Linked DNA regions of Mus musculus: regions 1 and 3 are each linked to region 2. The links are chromatin loops, found by intact Hi-C in ENCODE. Cell type or tissue: left cerebral cortex. All regions are shown on one strand.

Evidence for each region. A loop is a pair of places that touch in the nucleus more often than their neighbours do. Peaks named below come from ENCODE experiments on the same cell type or tissue, not always from the same donor. Only the 100,000 strongest peaks of a DNase experiment are listed, where the experiment ranks them.
Region 1: it touches region 2 in a loop (6-fold over the local background); 4 of 42 quality-filtered maps call a loop at or near these places.
Region 3: it touches region 2 in a loop (2.8-fold over the local background); 4 of 42 quality-filtered maps call a loop at or near these places.

What each region holds. Positions count from the first base shown.
Region 1 is chr7:30,556,252-30,558,751 of GRCm38, reverse strand. It overlaps Lin37 (lin-37 homolog (C. elegans)), which reads left to right. Exons shown (of 9, transcript NM_029377.2): 2 at 794-869; 3 at 1,076-1,126; 4 at 1,458-1,487; 5 at 1,567-1,652; 6 at 1,728-1,894. Among named protein-coding and RNA genes, the nearest start is that of Lin37, 2.1 kb to the left of the region's middle. In left cerebral cortex, CTCF peaks have their summits at 681 and 1,390; DNase peaks (open chromatin) are centred at 414, 665 and 1,491; H3K4me3 peaks cover 1,091 bases; H3K27ac peaks cover 1,141 bases.
Region 2 is chr7:30,444,387-30,446,886 of GRCm38, reverse strand. Aplp1 (amyloid beta (A4) precursor-like protein 1) reads left to right here and starts at 1,305. Exons shown (of 17, transcript NM_007467.3): 1 at 1,305-1,565; 2 at 2,426-2,500. The coding sequence starts at 1,419. In left cerebral cortex, a CTCF peak has its summit at 1,429; DNase peaks (open chromatin) are centred at 1,284, 2,141 and 2,495; H3K4me3 peaks cover 1,723 bases; H3K27ac peaks cover 1,748 bases.
Region 3 is chr7:30,530,049-30,532,548 of GRCm38, reverse strand. It overlaps Arhgap33 (Rho GTPase activating protein 33), which reads left to right. Exons shown (of 22, transcript NM_178252.3): 5 at 149-229; 6 at 333-470; 7 at 933-1,025; 8 at 1,841-1,963; 9 at 2,047-2,124; 10 at 2,207-2,273; 11 at 2,354-2,413. Among named protein-coding and RNA genes, the nearest start is that of Arhgap33, 3.8 kb to the left of the region's middle. In left cerebral cortex, no CTCF peak of the experiment used is centred here; DNase peaks (open chromatin) are centred at 875 and 1,123; H3K27ac peaks cover 2,059 bases.

The DNA.
Region 1 (2,500 bases), 110 kb before region 2:
CAACTATGCAGGTAGGACAAGGGTGGGTTTGGAAACGCCAGACTGAGTACAGACCCCATTTTCTGGAGTCAGGATTGAAGACTCCTTGAGGGTTCTGTGCTGGAGAAGATCAAAGCCACGTTGTGTTGTCTGTCTGTCTTTGTATTTTTTCTTTCTTTTGCTTATTGTTTGAGAGAGGATCTTTCATTGCTGAGGCTGACCTTGAAACTCTTGATCCTCCTACCTCAGCCTCCAGAGTGCTGGGATAGCAGACATATGCTATTATGCCCAGTAGGCTTGGCTTTCTTTTAGGAAGGTTCTTTTGTCTGCATTATAAAAGGAGGTGGATCAGAAAAGATGACAGAGGCTAGGCGCTGGGTGGGAGGAAAAGGCGAGGTAGGGAGGGGATATATTGACAGACTCCCACAAGCCAAGTGAGCTGAGACTGGGGCTGGGAAAGGAGTGCCCACAGCGAGTCAGGAGCCTGTGGGCCAGCTAGTCACGCCTCATGGGAGAATCCAGGGAGTGGAGTGGGTTTCGAGGAGACCTCAGTGGGAATACCCTAAGGGCTGTCCATGGAAGGTGTCCAGATCCTAGATTCCTGAGTAGGTGTTGGAGAGAAAGAGCAGTGGTAGCAGCTGTGCCCTTGGCCCCGCCTAAGGCTCTGTCACCCTGGTTCTGTCTTTAGTTGGTCTCTCCACTGAGTGGCACTAAAGCTGCTTTCCAAGTAACTGGACCAGACAGGACGTAGGATCGCCTCCCACGGCGAATGTGGGAGGCGCACACAGAGCTGATTCCTACCTTCTACCCTCAGAGATGGAGATGGCCAAAGCCCGGAACCAGCTGGATGCCGTTCTTCAGTGTCTGCTGGAGAAGAGTCACATGGACAGGTTGGAACCTGGTCCAGCCTGGGGAACCACAGGGTGGGAGCTGTTTGGACTGACTCTGATTGTTGGAGGGGGGATGTGGATGGGAGGCTGGAGGGGCTGCCTAGGGTGAAAAGTGCCCCATGGGATGTTTCATGGGAAGACTAATTAATAGCATCACACTCTGGGTCCTTGGTACCCTAAGCCAGTAGTGTTTTTTTTGTTCCCAGGGAACGCCTGGATGAAGAAGCTGGGAAAACCCCCTTGGATACGCACAACAAGTAAGGGACTTTGATGGGATTTAGACCTGAGAGTTTGGGTTAGGTAGCTTTTCTCTCTGCTGAGTCCTAACCATCTTGCATAGACAAAGATACCTGTTGTATAAGTGGCTAACACCTTAGAGGAGGGTATTGGTGGGATACAAGGCCCAAGGAGTACCAATAATCCCCAGGATGTTAATTTTTGTTTGTTTTTAGAGCTAGCGATAGAACCCCAGGGCTTTTGCCCATGCTAGGCAAATGCTCTGTTCCTGAACTACGTCACTTCCACCTTGGGGGGCAGCGTTGAGCAGCTGTTTATTAAAGCCTCCTGACACCATGTCTCTCCCTGCAGGGATTGTTCCATTGCTGCCACAGGCAAAAGGTAAGGTGGCTGGGACCCCAGCTCACTAAAAGGTTCCCAGTCCCCAGCTCCGGGCCTGACACTCACCTTAACCACACAGGCCATCTGCCCGCTTCCCCCACCAGCGGAGGAAGAAGAGGAGGGAGATGGACGATGGGCTCGCTGAGGGGGGTCCTCAGAGATCCAGTGAGTAGGCAGGGGACTGAGAGGGTGGGTGTGGAGCCAGGAACTACACACTTATCGCCTACCTTACCACCCCAGATACGTATGTGATCAAGCTATTTGACCGGAGTGTGGACTTGGCCCAGTTCAGTGAGAACACACCACTGTACCCCATCTGCCGCGCCTGGATGCGCAACAGCCCCACAGTGCGAGAGCGCGAGCGCTCACCCGGCTCACCGCTGCCTCCTCTGCCCGAGGATGGAGAGGTAGGATGAGTTCAATCAGGAGGCCAGATTGAAGAGTGGGTGGATAAGTCAACAACTCCCCCATGAGTGGTAGATAGCTTTAATGCCTGGGCCCCCCTCAATGAATAGAGAATCGGGTAGGACAGATAGCTATTTGCTCTTAGGATTATGGACAGAGGTCCCTAGGCCACATAGATATGGCTTCCTAGGGAACAGGGATCTTAAGTGCAAACAGATGTGGCTACCAGATGGGGCCTTGGTGAGCACATGTGGACCTTACGGGCTGGGCGGAGGGTAACAGGTTTGAAAATCATCTGGCCTGAAAGGGTAGACATGGATTCCTGGGACAGATACATGACTTTGATTCTTGGGGCTCTCAAGATAAAAGTAGACATGACACCTGCCCTAGACAACTGCGTAAAGAGAGCATCTTGACCACCCTCTGCCCCTGGGCTGACAGATAGAGATGGAATTCCCTGGGCTTGGCAGAGGTAGACAAGGGTTCTCCGGCTGACAAGGAGACACGGTCCCTAGAACAGGACGACTATCTTCTAGCTGATAAAGGCATGTCCCTTCTACTGTGACTTCTCCAAGTACAGGTTTCTGGATAGACCCCTCATGTCTGTC
Region 2 (2,500 bases):
TTACTGCTGTAGGTTCTCTCTCTCTCTCTCTCTCTCTCTCTCTCTCTCTCTGTATTTTAAGATCTGTTATTTTTATTTTACTTGTGTGGGTGTTTTGCCTGCATGTGTTACTGTATACTATATACATTCCTGGTCCCTGAGACCAGAACAGAGGGATGGGTCCCCTAAGACTGGAGTTATAGACAGTGTGGGTGTTGGGAATTGAACCCGGGTCTTCTGAGAGAGCGGCCAGTGCTTTTCATCACTGAGCCTTCTCTCAGCAGTTAGCCTGGAACTCTTGATCTTGCTGCCTCAGGCCCTCTGGGATTACAGGTGCACATCACCATTCCACTTTAAACTCTTTTAATAATACACCACTACCTCACCCCACCCACATCCACAGAGATGCACACACACACAAAGCAGAAAGACAGACAAATGTGGGCAGGTCCACACCATACAGATGCACACACACACACACACACACACACACACACACATCTGGGCTGCTTCGGGGGGGGGGATTAGAATATTGTACACTCACTTAAGATAAAACAGTGAACCCTTTAGGCAGAAGACTTGAGGTGGCCCTTAGAAAGGGTGAGAATGGGGGACTCCACACAGTGGTCCTCAGGTGCTGGTCTTGGAAGGCTATGGTATCCAGCACCTGACCCGAGTCATCTGTAAAGAAAGGGTTTAGTCATGGATTTTTGGAGGGAGTATTTGAAGATCCAGACACCTGGCAATCAGGGCAGGAAGGCTTCCTAGGTTTGAGGAAGCAAGGGTGGGAGACTTGGCCTCCGGTCCTGAGACAGAAGAGGCCTGGAAGGGAGCAGATTTACCTAGCTGTAGCTGTGTTTTGTCTTTTGAGACTGGGTTGCATGTAGGTAGGCTAGCTTCAAACTCCTATCCTCCCGCCCCCTCCTCTCAGGTGCCGGGATTACAGGCTTTCCTAGTACACTCCCTAAATTCTTGACTGGGAAAATTCGGAGGTCTATATTCCTGGGACCTCAAGAGAGGGATTTATGGAAGACCCCCACCCCCATGGATTCTGGCATCCTTGGAGGAGGACAAAGCTGATGCTGGGTGTCTGCGTTTGCCAGAAGAGAAGGCCAAGGATGAAAGTCCAGAAAACGGCTACGCCCAGGACTGAACCTAGTGACTCGGTCTTCACGCGGACAGTGACACCTGGAATCTTGAGGGGCTGGGACTTGGAGCAGGCTCCCTCCCGGGGTTCCGGAGCCTCTCAGTGCGCAGAGCCGCCACGCTATTGTCCTGGCTGGGAAGGCGGGGCCGGCGCGGGGCGGGGCTGGCGGCGCCGGCGCAGCCCGGGGGCGGCGGGAGGAGGAGGCGGCGGTGGCGCTGGGAGCTCCTGTCACCGCTGGGGCCGGGTAGGGCCGGGCGGGAGCGCAGGGGACGTGAGGGCCCGAGGCCCGGACATGGGGCCCACCAGCCCCGCCGCTCGCGGTCAGGGTCGCCGCTGGCGACCGCCGCCGCTGCCGCTGTTGCTGCCACTGTCATTGCTGCTTCTGCGCGCGCAGCTCGCCGTCGGGAACCTGGCTGTTGGGAGCCCCAGCGCGGCCGAGGTGAGGCCCGGCCGGGTCCTGGGGATGGGGAAGGGGCGGGACCGGGCCTCGACCTGGACGCGGGACGGCCACCGCAGTCCTTTTGGCCAGGTGGCCTGCCCCACGCGATCCGAACTGTAGATTTTCCTAGGTTCCTCCATCGTCTGACGTCCCTGCCCCCTCCCACCCGCATCGTCGGACCTGGCTCTTTCCAAGAGCCTCTGGTCCAAGAAATCCAGAGCACCCCTAGACGACAAAGCCCCAAGACCTGCCCACCTAAGCGTAGGACGCACCAGGCAGTAGGCGCTTGGCTCTAAGAACCCAGGTCCCTTGTATTATCTGGACCCACATGAACCCCCTGCCCTCAAACATCCAGTAGTCCGGGCCTCCACCCACTACTCAATCCGGATATAGCTCCTCTAGTCCTTAAAGGTCTGATGTGCAGGCCTGCTGGGAAGCTGGGCCCTGTCGTCTTTGCACCCCCTCAGTGGGAACCTGAACTGGGGATGGAGGGAGGAGGGGCCAGAACGCCTGGGTTCGCCCCCCGCCTCCCCCAACACGATTCAAGTTTAACCCCTTCAGGCTTCAGACCCAAGCCGCTGGGGCGGGGGCGGAGCCTGTCTTCTCAGCAACAAGGCCGCGAGAAACGGGGCGGGGGGGTGGGGACCCAGGTCACCATAGCAACGGGAGAGCTGGGGCGCTCCAGCCCCACGGGATTTGTTTCCCGGGGAACGGTCTCTCCACTCAGAAGGTGCTTAGAAGGAGCTGGTGCTAGAGATAGGGGCAGGAGCCCTATCTGGGTTTTAGGGAGCAAAGAACCAGACAACACAGATGACATCGTTGCCCTGGCTCCTCACTGCCCCATCTGCCTTCATTCCCAGGCTCCGGGGTCGGCTCAAGTGGCTGGACTATGTGGGCGTCTAACCCTTCACCGGGACCTGCGCACCGGCCGCTGG
Region 3 (2,500 bases), 86 kb before region 2:
TCTCTACCCAGACAGTGACACCGTCACGCCCTGTCCTTGAGGAGGCCCAATGGGGAACACGGATTTACCCCTAGATAGTCTCAGCCAAGAAAGGTTAGGTCTGGAACAAAACTAAAGCCCTCCTTTTGGTTTCTGTTTCCTTCTGCAGCTCCTGCTGTCTCCAGAGCGTGAGGGCCCCAGCCTCTCTGGAGAAAATGAGCTGGTCTTTGGGGTACAGGTGACCTGTCAGGTGAGGCTGCCTCTGCCTCTCGTCTAACATGGACTAGCTAGCCTCTGTAGTCCTCAGCTCTGTGTAATGGAGTCTGCACCCTCTGTCTTGCCTGCCTCAACAGGGCCGCTCCTGGCCAGTCCTCCGGAGCTATGACGATTTCCGTTCTCTGGATGCCCATCTCCACCGGTGCATATTTGACCGGAGATTTTCCTGCCTCCCAGAGCTCCCTCCACCTCCAGAGGGTACCAGGGCTGCCCAGGTAACCTACTTGCCTCAATCCCTTCCTGGGCAATCAAGGGTATATCATCAGCTATGTGTGCAGCCAGTAAGGCAAGGGGAAGAGGTAATAAAGATCTCTTGAGTTGGCCATGCTGACGTGAGCCTGTAATCTCAGCACTTGGAAGGCTCCTGTCATATGATCTGAGTTCCAACCAATCTGTGTGGAGAAGCCTTAGAAATGAATCAGGATGTTAGAGGGCCCCGGTAGTTTGAGGATCATGGGAAGGTCCAAGGGGATTCACCGGTCAGCACAGCCACATCAGTTTCACTCCAGAGCTCAGCTCAGATAACATTTCAGAGCTTCGCAGCTGAGCCACACCCAGGCATCCAGGCTGAATCAGCCTTGCCGAGACGAGCTTGAGCATTGTGGGAAGTGTGGGGGGCAGTGAGGGGGCTCTGTCTTCATCAATTCACAGCAGCTTCCTTGGCAATTTGCTCCCAGATGCTGGTACCGCTGCTGCTGCAGTACCTGGAGACCCTGTCAGGACTGGTGGACAGTAACCTCAACTGTGGACCTGTGCTCACTTGGATGGAGGTGGGCCTGATATGGGGAACCTGGAGCTAAGATCTAATGAGAGGTGTCTGAGGCACAAGAAGCAGCCTAGGAGTGTGTGGGCACAGGAAAGAAGGAAGCTGGGGGAAGTGGGGAGGCATTGGTATTTTAGTGTCTGTGTGGGTGCATGCCAGCAAGAGAAAGGTACGAGCGTGTGTGTGCGTGTGCGTGTGCGTGTGTATGTGTGTGTGTAGCTGTGTGGCTGTAGAGATTTAAAGGTATACCAGTTAGAAATGTGTTGTTTGTACGAGCGTGTGTGTGTGTAGCTGTGTGGCTGTAGAGATTTAAAGGTATACCAGTTAGAAATGTGTTGCTTGCAGTTCACAATACATCTTTTCTGACAGTCACTTAAACTAAATGAATTTTGGATAAAATATGTACAGATGTCCTTGGGAGTTTGGGGACAAGAGAGTCTTGGGATAAGTTGGGTGGAGGGCAGGCAACTACTTATCTCTTGGTGTTGCTGTTATCTTGTTGGATTTAAATGTTTTATGTGTATGAGTGTTTTGCCTGCCTGTGTGTCCAGCACATGCATGCCTGCAGAGGTGGGAGGGAAGCCCAAGATCCTCTGGAACTACACTTTCAGATCTCATGAGCTGCCTTGTGCATGTTGAGACCTGAACTTGGGTCTTCTAGCAAGTGCTCTTAACTACTGAGCCATCTCTCCAGCTTTGGACAATAGTTCTGAGTGACAGATGCTCTTAGGGACAGGTGGTGGTCTCACCGGACACGGAGGAAACTGATCTGATTAGTAACCCCTTCTGACTTCTCCTTGCCACATTTTACCTCCACTTCAGCTGGACAACCATGGCCGGCGCCTGCTCCTCAGTGAGGAAGCCTCCCTCAATATCCCTGCTGTGGCTGCTGCCCACGTGGTCAAGCGGTACACTGCCCAGGCGCCAGATGAGCTGTCCTTTGAGGTGAGGCTTGGCAGGAATGGACTCTACCTGTGCTCTGTGCTTCTCCTGCCTCTTCTGAACCCTGTCCTCCCATCCATTCCCAGGTGGGAGACATTGTCTCAGTGATCGACATGCCACCTACAGAGGATCGGAGCTGGTGGCGGGGCAAACGGGGCTTCCAGGTGAGCTGGGTCTGAGGTGGACCTGTGCACTAGGGCTCTGCCCACTAGGGTGGCCCGGCTACTCACTTTGATTTTTCTTCAGGTTGGTTTCTTCCCCAGTGAGTGTGTGGAACTCTTCACGGAGAGGCCAGGGCCTGGCCTAAAGGCAGGTAAGTGCCATGGGGAGTGGGCAGCAGTCCCCCTCACCCTCAGCCTACCACTTGTCCTTTCTACCATTGTCCACCCACAGATGCTGACAGTCCCCTGTGTGGCATCCCAGCTCCCCAGGGCATCTCTTCTCTGACCTCAGGTAATGGAAATGAGAAATCAGATCTCTGCCCCTGCCCCAGCAAGCCAGCCGCACTCCTGACTCTAATGCTCTGCTTTTGCCCCCACA